Regions from separate parts of the Homo sapiens genome. Here region 2 is linked to region 1. Evidence: chromatin loops called from intact Hi-C (ENCODE). Cell type or tissue: Caco-2. All regions are shown on one strand. Each heading gives the region's core, and the rest is flanking DNA. Links, peaks and the distances in the headings are about the cores only. Region 1 overlaps LRFN1 (leucine rich repeat and fibronectin type III domain containing 1). Region 2 has its middle 6.5 kb from the start of IFNL3.

Evidence for each region. A loop is a pair of places that touch in the nucleus more often than their neighbours do. Peaks named below come from ENCODE experiments on the same cell type or tissue, not always from the same donor. Only the 100,000 strongest peaks of a DNase experiment are listed, where the experiment ranks them.
Region 2: a loop joins it to region 1, with 4 times the contacts of the local background. A loop is called at or near these places in 2 of 110 quality-filtered maps.

The regions. Positions count from the first base shown.
Region 1 is chr19:39,303,530-39,311,687 of GRCh38, forward strand. It overlaps LRFN1 (leucine rich repeat and fibronectin type III domain containing 1), which reads right to left. Exons shown (of 5, transcript NM_020862.2): 5 at 3,037-5,013. The coding sequence ends at 4,104. Among named protein-coding and RNA genes, the nearest start is that of IFNL1, 11 kb to the left of the region's middle. RefSeq lists an enhancer at 4,298-4,799. In Caco-2, for the core only: no CTCF peak of the experiment used is centred there; DNase peaks (open chromatin) are centred at 3,222, 3,912 and 5,152; H3K4me3 peaks cover 1,972 bases.
Region 2 is chr19:39,247,429-39,255,586 of GRCh38, forward strand. It overlaps the pseudogene IFNL4 and the pseudogene MSRB1P1. Among named protein-coding and RNA genes, the nearest start is that of IFNL3, 6.5 kb to the left of the region's middle. In Caco-2, for the core only: no CTCF peak of the experiment used is centred there; no DNase peak of the experiment used is centred there.

The DNA.
Region 1 (8,158 bases), core at 2,086-7,085:
GGATGCGGCAATCAGTGCAGGGGTTGCTATGTGACCTCGGCCAGGCCGATAAGAGCTCTTCCCTGAGATTTTTCTCTTAGGACTAGAGATTCTGCCATTTTATCTCTGGGCTCTGGAAAGATTGAGTCTGTGTCTGTAAATAAATGACCATTTTCCCCCGCCACATGCAGTTGAAAGGGATGAGTCTGAGCTGAGCCAAGCAGAGAAGAGAGCTGTGTAGGGAGAGTGTCTTGGTGGGGTTGAGTCTGGGTTCCTTTCTCTAAAGCTCTGTTCCTTGTAGCTTTGCAATCACCCCACAACTTTTTCTTTTTTTTTTTATTTTTGAGACGGAGTCTCACTCTGTCACCCAGGCTGGAATGCAGTGATGTAATCTCAAGTGATTCTCCTGCCTCAGCCTTTCAAGTAGCTGAAATCACAGGCACCCACCATGCCCAGCTGATTTTTGTATTTTTAGTAGAGATAGGGTTTCACCATGTTGGCGAGCCTGGTCTCGAACTCCTGACCTCAGGCGATCCTCCCACCTTGGCCTCCCAAAGTGCTGGGATTACGTGTCAGTCACTGCACCCACCCCCAATTCTGTTTTGAAGGTAGGCATACCTCACCCCAAAGCTGGGGTCTCCATAGAAATCAGACCACATACCACCCCTGGTAAAGACCCTTCATTGGCTTCCCATGGCCCCAAAGAATAAAATGTTAACTCTTGACCACACCTCACAAGGTTCTGTAGAACCCACTTGCTTCTCCCACCTACTCTCCTCTCACTCTTCCCACTTCAGTCCAGACACACTGCCTCCAACACATCAAGCACACTACTTCCTAAGGGTCTTTGCACATGCTGTTCCCTTTGCCAGGAATGCTTTTCCCTGCTTTTCTCACAATGCATTTATTTAGCTCTGTCATCACCATCCTTCACCCTCCCACCTAAAGTAGGCCTCAAAGTCATTCTCTATGCCATCATCCTGTTTTCATTCTTGGCACAACATTTATTTGCCACTGGACATGCATTATTTACTCGTTTTTGTTTGCTTGTTTTTTGGGTCTCACTCTGCCACACAGGCTGGAGTGCAGTGGTGCAATCAGGGCTCATTGCAGCCTCAACCTCCTGGACTCATTTAATTGCTTATTTGTTTATTTCTCCTCCCTCTAGAATATAGGCACCACGGAGCAGGGCTTTCTTGTTTTGTTTCATCTATTTTGTTCACTGCGATAGCCCCTACATAGGACCAGTTACATAATACATGCTCAATAATGCTTTATCAAGTGAATTAGAGACAAGATTCCTGATGGTTCTGTGTGCAGGTTGGAGGCAGTCAGCTTTCCAATCATGGCTCTGCTGTTAACTGGCTGTGTGATCTTGGAGATGCTCCTTAACCTCTCTGAGCTTCAGTTTCCTCATCTTGAAAATTGTGTGCACACACTGCATATACCTGTGCAGGCTTTAAATGCAGTCATACTTATTATTGGAGTAACTCCATTTCCTAAGCATTATGTGCCATGCACTGGGTTGCATGCTCTTTATCCGTGCATCAGGGAGGGTTTGGGAGCACTGTGCCTGGCTTGTGAAAAGCCCTCAGTACCTAGGAGTCGTCATGACTGACACAAATGAGGGTGGTTGGGCTCCTGGGTGAGGAAGCCTCCTGGCCTGTGATTCTCTGGTGCCTCTGTCCTAGCAGCCTCCCACCCTGTCTGCCTAGATCCATCCCCCTCCCTCCTGCTCCGTTTCTATTTCTGTCTTTCTCTCCTCCTCCCCTGGCCTCAGGGGGCCCCTGGCTGGCAAGAAGCCTTCCTCCTTCTTCCCCAAGATCAGGAAGGTGTTATCACTGCAGGGCCCCTGCAAGGACTGGGATGTCTGTCCCTCTCCTCTCCCCAACCAGCTTTCCTTCCCCAGCCACAGCCCTCAGCCTCACCTGAGAAACTCCTCTCCCCACACCATCCTCCATGCCCTCCGCCAGGGTCCCTCAGATTCCAGGCAGAGCGACACAAGAGGTCTTGTCCCTGAGCTCACCAGGCTAGCTGTGGATATCCAAGCTCAGCTAAGCTCATGGGGGCCATACCCCAGCTTCCGGACACAGACCCCAGAGGCAGCATAGTGTAGGGGTACAATCAAACTTCCAGCTCCGCTATTTATTCATTGGGGGGATGGAGGGACTACGGCAAGTGACTTCATCTCTCTGTGGTTCAGGTTCTTGTCTGTAAAATGGGACCAAGGATAGATCTACCCTACCCCACTGAGTTGTGAGGTCTCAGAGGGTGGAATGAATATTCAATAACTGCTCAGCAGTACAGTGCTCTAGTTGAGTATTAAAGGAGTTCAGGGAATGTCACCCCAAAATATGGCACCCTGGTATGCTGATTATTTTAAATTAAAGGCACTTAGAGATCCATAGATGCTGGAAGAGGCTTTCCTCCTATGTCTTCTTATCTGCCTAAAGATCAAAAAGAACACAAGTGCCTTCTGTCCTCTCCCTGACATTTCATTATCTTTAACAGGAAAAAAAGACAGAGAAATGTCTACACCTGGACGGACTTTGTCACAAGAAATTATCTGTCTGTCAGTCTCAAATTCCAGAGACATTTACAAGCTAAATTCTATCTCCTGGACCCATTTATTTTCCCCAAAATCATTTATTACCCCTCAAAATTGCCTTCCTTTCCCCATCTCCCCTCCTGTGAAGAAAGGTATATAAGTATATAAACCTCACTGGGTTATTGGGTAATCACTTTCCTGTGATTTTCCTAGTGCATGTTAAATACCCTCCATATTCCTTTTCTCTTGTTAATCTATTGTCAGCCCATTCCAGTGAAATTTCAGAGAGTGAAGGGGAAGCTGTCTTTTCACCCCTATAGTAGAGACTCAGAAGTTGGCCTGCCTGCCTTTTTAAATCCCAGTTTTACCACCTTGGGCCAGTTATTTAACTTTTCTGGGCCAAAATTCCCTCATCTGGAAAACAGGATAATAATACCGATATGTCCTGGTGTTGTGAGAATTAAATGACTTAAGTGCTTGGCACATAGTAAGTAAGTATTCACTAAGCGTTAGCTATTATGATCATTTTATTTTTGTGATTATTCCCCACCTCTAAGTCTCTCAGAGGATAAAAGCCTGTCTGCCAGTCTCCTCCGGCCCCAGTTAGTCATCTTCCCATCTTCCTTCAGTCTCACTTAGAGTCCTTATGCTGCAATCTAGGTCACCCTCCCCCAACACACACACACACACACACACACACACACACACACACACACTACACGCGGACACACATACAGACACACACACAGGTCAGCAGGGCCTCAGACACAGAAAAAAGTTTAATTCTGCTGCGGCGGAGGGTCCCGGCTCCGGTAGGGAGGGGGATTTGGTTTTGGATTTTGTTCGTGTGGGGATTTATTTGGGAGAGTCTGGTCCTTCCAGTGGGACCTGCCCGGGAGAATGAGTAAAGAGAAGAAATCAGGAGAGACAGGGAGACTAGACAAAACCAGGGAGGGCCGAGGGACAAGAGACGACAGGACAGAGAGAAAGGAGAGGCAAATAGGGAAAGACAGGCACTACAGAGAGACGACAAGAGGGCGGGATAGAGACAAACGAGGGAAACAGAGAAAGGGGGACCCCAAGCCAGACCCGACCGGACCAGGAATGTGCGTGGGGTGGGGTGGGAGGCTTTGGAGGCCGCCGCGGGACAGAATAGGATCTAGTCCAGCCAGATACAAGAAATGGGCCCCTCGCCCCGGCCCCGGGTGACGGGCTGGGGGAGGGGGCTCGTGTCTCAGTGCTGCAGTGTCAGGGGGCCCTGCCCCTCCCCGCGCTTCGCTGTGTAAGGCACCGGCTCCAGCGAGGTCCGCGAGCGCGCGAGGGGAGGGGTAGGAGGGGGGTCGAGGAGTCCATAGGGGAAGGGAGGCCGGCAGCCGGTCCCCGAACCCCGCCCTGGGCACGGGGGCGTGGCCTCGAGCCGCAGCCCGAGGCTGCCCCGCCCCCTCCCGGGGACAAGGGCGCGTCTCCACTCTGGTCCAATGTCTTGGCGCTGCGCTTTCTCCCAGTCCCGCCCCAGCGTCCGTGCGGCTGGGCGTTTGGTCTGCGGCACCCAGGCGTCCCGGCGCCCGCCCGCCGCTCACACGGTACTCTCCAGCATCCACTCGGTGCTGGTGAAAGCCAGGCACGCCCTGGCGGAGCCCAGCCCCAGGTCTCCATCCTCCCCGGCCGCGCCCCCTCCAGCCCCGTCCAGGTGCGGCGTGGACCGGTGGCGCTTTGTCCGCCGGGCGCGGCGCGGGTAACTGTGGCTCTGGAATAGTGCCCCGTAGTCCCCGTCGAACGAATAGCGCTGCTGCGGCCTCGGCCGGGCCGCGGCTCCCCCAGGAACTAGAGCTAGAGTAGGGGGCGCCGAGGTTGGTGGCTCCAGGGCGCCGGATCGGCTCCTTCGAGGGCCCACCGCGGCCCGAGACTCCTCCCCGGAAGTTTCCTCGGATGGCAGCAGGCACAGCGAGGTGGCCGAGCCGCCCAGAGAACGTCCAAGGACCACCTCCGGCTCCGCGGATGCCGTCTCGGCCTCCATGGCCTTGGCCTCGACGGCGACGGCGGGGGCAGCCTGGGACTCCACCTCGCGCAGCGCCTCGTAGTGGTCCTGGGCCGGCAGGGCCGGGGCCTGTGCCGCGCCTGTGCCTGCGCCGTTGGTCTGCGAGCACACGTGGCTGACCCGCGGGAGCGACCTGGAGCCCTTGACGCGGCGGCTGTCCCCGTCGCCATACACCTTATAGCGGATCATGAGCAGAACGATGAAGACGAGGACCGAGGCGACGATGACGCCCCCGATGGCGATGATCATGGTGCCGCCCAAGAAATGGGCCCTCAGCGGGCGGCAGGGCGCCGGATCCCCAGCGGTGGTGAACTGTACACAGCCCACCACTCGCGTTGCCGGCAGCGCTGTGGCCCCGTCGTCGTAGACCGCCAGCACGCACAAGTCGTAGGCACGGCCCGCCGCCAGGTCATTCACCAGGAAGGTCTGACTGGTGGACGGGATCATCCTGTAGGAGGGGGCGGGTTCAGGGCGGGGTTAGTCCCCCCGAACCACGCCCCTTCGCTTTATGCCCCGCCCATGGTGAACAGTGGGGACTAAACCCTGCTATCGAAGTCTCAGCCGCTACTGAGACAACAGCAGCAATTCAAGCCCCGCCTCCATCAACATATTCCCACCCTTTCACACCCCTCATCTGTATGCCCCGCCCTCAGACCCACCTCCTGGCTGTGTCCCATCACCCACTGGGACAATATATCTATCATTCGTATTACCTCCTCTGCATATCCCGGCCCCTGCAGGGGAGAAGTGCTATGGCTTTTAAGCCCTGCCCTCAAGGGACATGCTCCCTAGCTATGTCTCACTCTTGCTAGGACAACTGCCATTCAAGGTCCTTCATCTAGGCATTTCTACCCCAAAACTGGGCCAACGCTACTGGCCACCTCCCCTTTTCTGCATGCCCCATCCCCCACTCAGGTGGACACTAAGGTCAGCTCACAGCGCCTGTCATATTCCTACTGGAACAATGGATGCTCTTCTAGTTCCTCTTTTATACATATTCCTGCCTTTCAGGGAAAACCATGATGCAGGTCGCTCCCCCTTATCTGCATGCAGCACCTTTGGGTAAAACATCTAGCTTTGGCCGGCTGCAGTGGCTCACGCCTGTAATCCCAACACTTTGGAAGGCTAAGAAGGGTGGATCACCTGAGGTTAGGAGTTCAAGACTGGCCTGGCCAACATGGTAACCCTGTCTCTATTAAAAATACAAAAATTAGCCAGGCGTGGTGGCAGGCACCTGTAATCCTAGCTACTCGGGAGGCTGAGGCAGGAAAATCGCTTGAACCCGGGAGGTGGAGGTTGCAGTGAGCCGAGACCACATCATTGCACTCTAGCTTGGGCTACAAGACCGCAAGACCGAGACTCTGTCTCAAAAAACAAACAAACCAAAAAAAAAAAAAAAAAAAAAAAAAAAAACCATCTAGCTTTGTCTATGTCCTGGAACAGTTTCCAAGTCCCTTAACTACATGTTCCCTGACATTGCTACAGGCCATTCCCCAACCAAATGAAATGTGGCTTCCAGGCACACCCCACAATGGCCCACTAAGGATGGTTCCCCTACTGTGTATAGGCCACATCCAGACTACAGGCCCTGCTCCTTGTCCAGATATTAAAGGCAACCACCTCATATGTTCATGTGCCACCAGAAGTCACCAAATCACGCTACCAGGTAAGTTTCTTCCGTAAAGGGGTCAAACGTAGCCAAGCACACACCATATTCCTTTCTTGCTGTAGGCCCCTCCCCTCGAATGAAGACTAGTGTAGAGAAGTGGTTAAGATGACAAAGGCTGGGGGCCAGATTGCCCGGGTTTGAGTCTCTCCTCTGCCACTTGCTTGCTCTGTGACCTCAGGCAAGTTTCTCTTTTGTTTCATTTTGTTTTGTTTGAGACAGACTCTCGCTGTGTCACCCAGGCTGGAGTACAATGACGCGATCTCGGCTCACTGCAATCTCTGCCTTCCGGGTTCAAGTGATTCTCCTGCCTCAGCCTCCCGGACAGCTGAGATTACAGGCACCCACCACCACACCTGGCTAATTTTTGTATTTTTAGTAGAGATGGGGTTTCGCCACGTTGGCCAAGCTGGTCTCAAACTTCTGACCTCAGGTGATCCATCCGCCTCGATCTCCCAAAGTGCTGGGATTACAGTCATGAACCACCACGCCCGGCGAACTTCGCCAAGTTTCTTAACCTCCCTGTGTCTCATTTTCCCCAAATGGGGATGATAATAATTCCTACATCATAGAGATGGTGTGAGGAATGAATGAGTTAACACAGCCAGGACCTGGCACTTAATGATATCATCATTAGCTTGCATCACACCTCGTGTTGGCCAGTAACCCTTGCTGTGGCTCACACTATCCAGCCCATTGCATTCCTCCCATCTATAAGATCTACCCCTCTGGAGGGCCATTCCTGCTAGGCCTTGGCCCTCTTCTGTTGAGCACATCGTTTCCACACTGTGGGCCATGTCCAGCCTCAGCTAAACCTGGACTGCCCGTTCCACATTGATTGGCATGGCCAGGATGCAACCTCACAAGCTCTCTTCTCCAGCAAAGACTCTTGGTGGGTCCCGGGAGACAAGGACTGCCCCTTCCTCTTCGTGGGACCATGCAGAACAAGCTCCACCCCCTCTGACAGGCCACATCCCCACCTCCGAAGGCCTGCTTATCTCTCCGATGCTTCCGCTTCCCCTCCAGCAGAGCCACCTTCTGGCCCTGAAGCTCCACCTCTGTCATCCCACCTCCAGGAGGTTCTCCCACTACCAAGAGCCACCCTCCCACCAAAAGACTTCCAATCAGGGCCCCGCCCCTTCATAAAGGTCCACCCACTTCTCCAACTCCACTCTACCCACCCCTGACTGCCATTTCAAAGACCACTGCCACCCACCCCAGCCACCCTCGGCTGCCCTGGCTTTAAGCCTTCCTCCTCCTCTCTTCATCTCTCCTCTCCAGAGCCCTGGATTCCACTTGCTCCTTCCCCTAAATAGCCAGTTGCTAGGGGCTTCCCCCACCCCTTTTCAAGGACAGAGGCTGGCTCCTTAAGAAAGCTTCAGCCCAAGTGTCTCTAATTGGCTGCAGAATTAAAGCAAGCAGCTAAGCAGGCTTCTGGTTGGCTGCCACCTCCGCCCATGACAGCGTGAGGAAGTTAACCCCTGCGGCACCATAGCATAGGAATCTGCAATGGGGGTTGGAGAACTGGAACTGGGGCCCTACAGGGAAGAGAAGAGTCCCAGGGTCTGTTGCCCAGCTGGGGACAGGGGGCCATCAACATCTGCATCCATGCAGGGTCTGGGGGCTTGTGAACCTCCCCCACCCCACCATGTGGTGGCCATGGCTCAGAGCAAAGGAAAGAGAGGGACAGAGAAGTGGAGAGTCACAGAAGCTCAGAATTATTTACAGAAATATATTATCCATCTCCCTTCCAAGCAGTGGGTGCCCAACAAATGTGTGTCAGTGTATAAAGGACAGCTTTGCTACTTTCTGTGTGACCTTGGGCAAGTGACATCCCCCACTGAACCTCAGTTTTTCTGTCTTTGAAATGGAGAGGGGGTCATCACGCCTTCATAGCGGAGCTGGGAAGATCAAGCTTGGAAGTTCG
Region 2 (8,158 bases), core at 1,444-6,443, 57 kb before region 1:
ACCTTCCTGGAGGAGCCTGGCCGTGCCAGCTCAAGCTGGAGGTGGGACATGAGGCAAATGGAAAAGGCGAAGGACGAAGCCCCTCTCTGCATCTGCCCGTGGCCCTCCCAGCCGCAGACTCGAGCCCGGATTTCAGGACACCCAGAGGACCCGACTCCGGTCTGGATGGGTTTTTCCGCTAAGCAGGACAGATTGGCAAAGCGCTGGGGCTCGCCGTGGGCCTGAGGATGCAGAGAAGCTGGCGGGGGAGAGGGGCGGCGGGGCGCGGCCGTCACTCACGCAGGCCGCCACATCCCTCCCCGCGGCCGCCAGCAGCTCCAGGATCGGGCCGGCGCCGGGGAGCAGCTCCGAGCGGTGCAGGCCGCTGAGCACTGCCTGGGCGTCCGCGATGCCCCGGGCCACGTGGCGGAGCCGAGCGCAGGACTGCGGGGACGAGAGGGCGTTAGAGCGGGCCGCGCCCGGGCCATGCCTCTCCCGCCCACTCCCGGGCCTCACCGATGGCCGCGGAGGATCCCTCCTGGGGCGGAAGGAGCAGTTGCGCTGCCCCCAGCTCAGCGCCTCTTCCTCCTGCGGGACAAGCGGCGCTTATCGCATACGGCTAGGCCCCCTCGCCAGGGCCCCTAACCTCTGCACAGTCTGGGATTCCTGGACGTGGATGGGTACTGGCAGCGCACGGTCGTGCCTGTCGTGTACTGAACCAGGGAGCTCCCCGAAGGCGCGAACCAGGGTTGAATTGCACTCCGCGCTCCCCCAGCAAAGCCCCTCGCCCCGACCTGGAGCCGAGTCCTCCCGGCAGGGCTCCCTTCTGTGATTGACCCTGAGCCTGCGTTCGCGCTGACGACGGGGACTGCGGGGGTCTCGTGGTGGGAATTGTGGGCGCTGACATAGGAGAGGCGCCTGCTGGGCGCTAGGACGCAGGACCCCTTGGGACAGGAACGGGTGTATGGGAACCCGGTGGGGCCAGGGTCCCAGGGGGCACAGGGGCTGGGCGGTGACTTACGTAGCGGTCCCTCAGCGCCTTGGCAGCCGCCAGCGTCCGGGGCTCCAGCGAGCGGTAGTGCGAGAGCAGGCAGCGCCGGGGGGCCTTCTGCGATCACCGTGCACAGGACCCACAGCCCCGCGGCCACTGCGGCCCAGACACTCGGCCGCATCTCTGCTTCTGCAGCAGGCGAGAGACGTCAGGGAAGCCAAAGAGAGGGTCCAGCGCGTCCAGCCCCCCGCCTTGGGTTAGGATCCCAGGGAAGGCAATGCTCGGAGCGTGAAGGCACAGCACACACAGTGGGAGAGAGAGTGGGAGCCGGCCCCCTCCTCGCCTTGGCCTCTGCCCTCACTCCTGTCTGCAGTGCACCCTCTGTGCCTCGTGCTGCAGCAGGTGCTGCCGTCCACTGTCCCCTGGGAGGCGTCCAGAGCCGTCTCCACCTGGGCAACAGTGCCTCGACGGTCCATGCTGGCTTTTATGCGCAGGGCTGAGAATGGGGTTTGCAGCCGGGCTTTCCCGTCCAGGGCAAGCTTTCCCAACATCAGAGCTGGCCCCAGGCCTCTGGGATCCCAGTCGGGTGTGAGGACTTCAACCCGAGGTTGGCCTGTGCCCGGGATGGCTGCCCTCCAACACTCGGTTTCCAAATTGTCTCTGTCCCTGTTTCTACTGTCTGTTTCCTCTTTCTTTGCTTCACCCTGGTTGTCTTTATCTTCGTTCTGCAATCACAACCAGCCCTTGTGTAGTGTTGACTGTGCATCAGGCTCTCTTCTATGTAATTGACACAGACATATCATCTCATTTTTGTACCAGGGCAGCCCTGGAGGTGTAGCTGAGAAAGAGAACGCTTAATTTATTTTATTTTATTTTATTTTATTTCAGAGACAGAGTCTTGCTTTGTTGCCCAGCCTGTAGTAGTGGTGCAGTCACAGCTCACTTCAGACTCAACCTCCCAGGCTCAAGCAATCCTCCCACCTCATTCTCCATAGTAGCTGGGACTACCGGTGGGTGCCACCACCATTTTTTGTAGCAACCTGGTTTCGCCATGTTGCCCAGGTTGGTCTCTAACGCCTGAGCTCAAGACATCTGCCCGCCTCAGCCTCCCAAAATTCTTGGATTACAGGCATGATCCATTGCACCTGGCCTCATTATTTTCTTAAACCGTTTTTTTCTAGTCTCTTTATCTATGGGTGCATTGATTAAAAGAACTGCAGATGCCCGAAAGGCCACACGAGCTTCAGGACGCTTCCTTTGCTTATTACTGGAGGAAGAAAAGGCTGGGGCAAAACAAGTGCAAACCAGACACAGTGACCCACGGTTACCTTTAGATCATTAATATATAATTATCATGGTAAACTCCCTACCCATGGAGGAAAATACGCTCACCATTTGCTGAACATACATCATATGAAGAGGCATGCTTATGATCTGCACCTGCGTCTGGAGTTGCTCTCTGCGCATGCTTACATACCTCCCCACCCCACAGCTAACTCCTTAAAATTTCCCAGCTCCCCACAGCTGGGCGATAAGGTGTTTTTTGTTTTTTGTTTTTTTTGAGATGGAGTTTCACCCTTGTTGCCCAAGCTGGAGTGCAGTGGCGTGATCTCGGCTCACTGCAACCTCCACCTCCCGGGTTCAAGCAATTCTCCTGTCTCAGCCTCCTGAGTAGCTGGGATTACAGGCACATGCCACCATGCCTGGCTAGTTTTTTGTAGTTTTAGTAGAGATGGGGTTTCACCATGTTGGCCAAGCTGGCCTCAAACTCCTGACTTCAGGTGATCCGCCCGCCTTGGCCTCCCAAAGTGCTGGGATTACAGGCATGAGCTCGCCCAGCAATAAGGTGTCTTTAGAGCAAGAGTTCTCTCCTTCCCCATCCTAGCTAGGAATAAAACCTGCTTGCCTTTTTGTTTCCAATTGGGTGTTCTTTCTTTGCAACCAATGCAGAGTAGGGAAAGAACTGCATTTACAGGTGACAATTTCATTGTCAAAAATGACACAAGCCCGGGTACAGTGGCTCAGGCCTGTAATCCCAGCATGTTGGGAGGCTGAGGAGGGAGGATTGTTTGAGCCCAGGAGTTCGAGACCAGCCTGGGCAATATAGTGAGACCCTGTCTCTACAAAAAGTAAGGGATTTAAAAATTAGCTGGGCATGGTGGTGTTACTGGAAAAGCATCCTGATCCAGACCCCAAGAGAGGGTTCTTAGATCTTGTGCAAGAAAGAATTTGGGGCGAGTCCACAGTGCAAAGCAAAAGCAAGTTTATTTTAAAAAGTAAAGTGGTGGCTGGGTGCAGTGGCTCACACCTGTAATCCCAGCACTTTGGGAGGCCGAGGCAGGTGGATCACTTGAGGTCAGGAGTTCAATACCAGCCTGACCAACATGGCAAAACCCTGTCTCTACTAGAAATACAAAAAAATTAGCCGGGTGTGGTGGTGCACACCTGTAGTTCCAGCTACTTGGAAGGCTGAGGCAGGAGAATTGCAGTGAGCCAAGGTTGCGCCACTGCACTCCAGCCTGGGTGACAGAGCGAGAAAAAAATAAGCAAAGTGGCGAAGGAATAGCTACTCCATAGACAGAGTAGGGTGTTCCTGAAAATAAGAGGAGGAATGGGCCCACCCTAGGTACAATGCTTGTTTATAACAAAAAATATCATGGGGAGATGTGCTCTGCTACCAGGGTTTGTGACAAAGGATTAAATTTCTTAATTATCATATTTTGCAAAAACCGATATTACTATCTTTAAAGCAAAACGAGGAATGCTTCTGATGAAGAATGCTTCTGTTCTCAAGATACCGAGATTTCAGGACATTCCTGAGCCTGAGTCTCTTTAGTAAATGTTATCAATCTGTTCCATTAACAGTAAACATCTAGAGGCTAGGAATGCCTAACTTCCTGGAAATGCAGCTCAGCAGGTCCCAGCCTCCTTTTTCCTAGCCCTCACTCAAGATGGAGTCGCTCTGGTTCAAATGCCTCTGACAGTGGCACACACCTGTAGTCCCAGCTACTCATGGGGCTGAGATGAAAGGATCCCTTGAGTCTGGGAGGTTGAGGCTGCAGTGAGCTGTGATTGTGCCACGGCACTCCAGCCTGGGCGACAGAGTGAGAGACTGTCTCAAAAAAAAAAAAAAAAAAAAAGACACAAACCAGGCACAGTCGCTCATGCCTGTAATCCCAGCACTTTGGGAGGCCGAGGTGGGCAGATCACCTGAGGTCAGGAGTTCGAGAGCAGCCTGACCAACATGGAGAAACCCCATCTCTACTAAAAATACAAAATTAGCCAGGCATGGTAGTGCATGCCTTTAATCCCAGCTATTCGGGAGGCTGAGGCAGGAGAATCACTTGAACCCGGGAGGCGGAGGTTGCAGTGAGCCGAGATCACGCCATTGCACTCCAGCCTGGGCAACAAAAGTGAAACTCCGTCTCAAAAAAAAAAAAAGACACAAAAGGGAGGTTCTATTACCTTATTTTACAGATGGAAAACTGAGGCCCAGGAAAGTAAAGGAACTGTTCCAAGATACACAGCTAATAAATGGCAGAGGTGGGGTTTGAACCCACACACTCTGCAGTTTCAAAGCTTGTTCTCTATGCCATAACTGCCCTTATCTTTTTCAGCGTCTCCTCCTGTGTCTTGCTTTCTCTTTCTCTCTCTCTCTCTGTTCCTGTCTCTGTCTCTGGCGTGACTCCATCTTTCTTATTCATTTTTCCAACAAGCATCCTGCCCCAGGTCGCTCTGTCTGTCTCAATCAATCTCTTTTTGTTTAAACATAAAATCTACTTCTTTTTCTGATAAAATTAGCCATGCATGTTCAGTGGATAAAGCTTGAAAAATACACAAAAACATAAAAGAAAAAAAACATCACCTATAACTTCACCATCCTCCTCTCATCCCTCATCCCACTTCTGGAACAAATCGTCCCAATACATAGGAATTTTCCATGTGTTTATTTGTGCATATGTTTTCTGACTACCAAAGTAACACTTGTTCCTTGTAAAAGATTCCATCCATACAAAAACATACAACATGGAGAGTTAAAGTAAGTCTTGTATTTCACCTCCTGGAGGTAAATATTTTTTAACAATTTGTCACTGTTCCTCCTTTTGTTTTCCTTTCTGTGAGCAATTTCACCCAAATTGGAACCATGCTGTATACAGTTTGGTAGCTGGCTTTTTATGTCTTACCATTATCTCTCATTTGCATTCTCCCACATCTTTAATTATAGCGTATCAGTTAGGGCCCAGCAGGAAACAGATGGCCCGTCAATTTAGGATAATTTGAGGTGGGGTTGATACCAGAAGCCTTTATAAAGCGATTGGATAGTAAAGGCAAATGACAAGAGCTAGTGCAAGCTCCTGGGGCCAGCATGGGTGAGGGGCCTCATCCACAGGCCTAAAGGAAGGGGAGAGGGTTGAGGGTGTGCATGTGGTTGCCTGACTTGGGGAGGAGAGAGTCACTTAGATTTGTGGAGGAAACAGATGAATTGTGGTGGCCCAGCACAGGGAGGAGCCCTGGGGAAAAAACACCTGACCTCCTCTCCCCTCTACCTGGGGCCCAGAGTAGGTTGGAGAAGCAGGGACAGTAGATAAGGAGGGGCAAACGGAAGACATCCCCCACCCCCACACCACTATTAGAGCTTCCATTCCAGCAGGATCATTTAATAACCAACCCCTGATTGGTAGGGTGGCAGGTTTTTCATTTCCTCAACAGTGTCTTTTGCAGAGCAGAGGTTGCTTTTTGTTTTTGTTTTTTTGGACATGGTCTCAGTCTGTAGCCCAAGCTGGAGCATAGTAGTGGCACAATCGCCACTCACTGCAGCCTCCATCACCCAGGCTCAAGCCATCCTCCCACCCCAGCCTCACAAGTAGCTGGGGCGCCAGCTACCTGTAGTAGGCACGTGCCACCAGGCCCAGCTAACTTTTCTTTTTTTCCCCAGAGATGCAGTCTCACTTTGTTGGCCAGGCTGGTATGTTTCCATTCCAACATTCTTGAGATGACAAAATTATAGAAATGGAGAGCAGATTAGTGGTTGACAGAGGTTAAGGAAGGGGTCGGATGGGAGAGGAGTGGACGTGGCTACTGAAAGGGCAACACAAGGGATCTTGTGGTATGGAGTGTTTTGTATCTTGTCTGTATCAATGTGATATGGTTAGGCTTTGGGTGCCCACCTAAATCTCATCTTGAATTGTAATCCCCAGGTGTTGAGGGACAGACCTGGTGGGAAGTGATTGGATCTGATCATGGGGGTGGTTCCCCCATGCTGTCCTTGTGATAGTGAGTGAGTTCTCACGAGATCTGATGGTGTTTTAAGTATTTGGAAGTTCCTCCTTCTTTCACTGTCTCTCTCTCCTGCCACCATGTAAGAGGTGCCTGCTTTCCCTTCCATCATAATTGTAAATTTCCTGAGGCCTCCCCAACCATGCAGAACTGCGAGTCAATTAAACCTCTTTCCTTTATAAATTACCCAGTCTCAGGTAGCATCTTCATAGCAGTATAAGAATGGACTAATACACAATGTCAATATTCTCTATGTGATATAATACCATGGTTTTCGCAAGATGTTACCATTGGGGGAAACTGGGTAAAGGGTACACAGTAACTCTTTGCATTCTTTTTTTTTTTTTTTTTTTTGCACGTTTCATTTGTTTATTGATTTCCGCCTGATTACTCCAGAAGGTAATTACTTAAGATGCTTAAGATGGGTGGGGGGGTGATTTCAGCATCGCCCACCTTCACCTGTGGGAAGACCTCCGAGCATGTACAGTAAGACACACAGTCATATCTTGGGGAGCTCTCTGCAGGTGAACTGCAGGCCCCCAGCCCCATGCTGGGTAAAGTAATGAAGCAACAGCCGCTTTCCTAAGCCCGAGTGACCCAAGCTACTTCTGCGCAGGTTGTGAAACAGGGTTTAGGTTTCTCCCCTCTTGGACAAGAGGCCAGGGGTCTGCCCCATCAGCCTGCTTTCCTGGTGGGTCACGGACCATCATCACCTGGCTGGTCTGGAAGGGTTTAACCACAGCGGATCATGTGGCGACCAGAGCCGGGGCAGCTGTCAAGGGCAGCCTCCATTTCCATTCTGTCTCGTAAGCAGCCTGGGAGATGTGGGCCTAAGCTTTGGTGAGGATGAGAGTCTGTCTTGAAATTGGGCCCCACAGGGGTGAGTCCAGAGGCAGGACCGGGAAGGAAAGGTCGAAGGTCGGGCGTAACATCATTCAAAGACCAGCCACGCCCAGACCACACCCCTGAGATGCCTTATCAGGTGAGCAGGAGGCTAAGTCAGCCGACAGTGTGGCCACACAGCCCAAGCCTGTCCTAGCAGAAGGCAGGAACCATCAGCAAATAAGTGACTTTTCCAAGAAACAAGATCTTGTTCAGAGCTGCGGCCTTGGGAGCCTTGATGTTTCAGCCATTGTGCCCTGCCTTCCTGTCTCAATGTCCAGGTCTCGAATTCCATGGTAGAATGGCCAGTGTGTGGCCTTAGTGCCGTGGCCATCTGGGGTCGGTGTGGGCTGCCCGCCTAGTGCGCCTGGGAAGCAGAAGTTTCTTTGCCTTTAGGGACAAACTTCAGCGAGCTGCTGAATATTCATTCAGAATCGGGACTGCCGCAGCTTGGGGCCATCGTTCAGGAACTTGTGGCTCAACGTGTTGCCACACTTGCACGAGACACCTTCAAGACTTCAGGATGATTGTGCTCTGGGCGCTTGGCCACGCTGTCAGAACGGATGGTCTTGGTGAACACCGGCCAGGGGAATGAGTATGTGTACTTTGAGCGGCTGGGAAACAGCTCATAGCCACACTTGGCACACATATAGACGCCTGGCTCAAAGTGATTCTGGAAAACCTTGCCCCCGAAGAAGCTGCAGAATGACATGGCGCCGCCAGGACCACTGTGCACTTGCCCCCTCCAACAGACCCAAGGCCGCTGACCCCATGACCACTGGGACCCGCGCCCACCTCCCTGCACCTCCCAAGAACCTATCTCTTTGCATTATTTCTTACAATTGCACGTGAATCCACAATTATGTCAAAGTAAAAACTCTAATTAAAGCAATCATACAGACATATTTCCTTGGGAAATATGATTTCCTAAATCATGATTTCCTAAATATGATTTAGGAATATGATTCCTAAATATGATTTCCTAAATATGATTTCCTAAATATGATTTCCTAAATCATACAGACATAT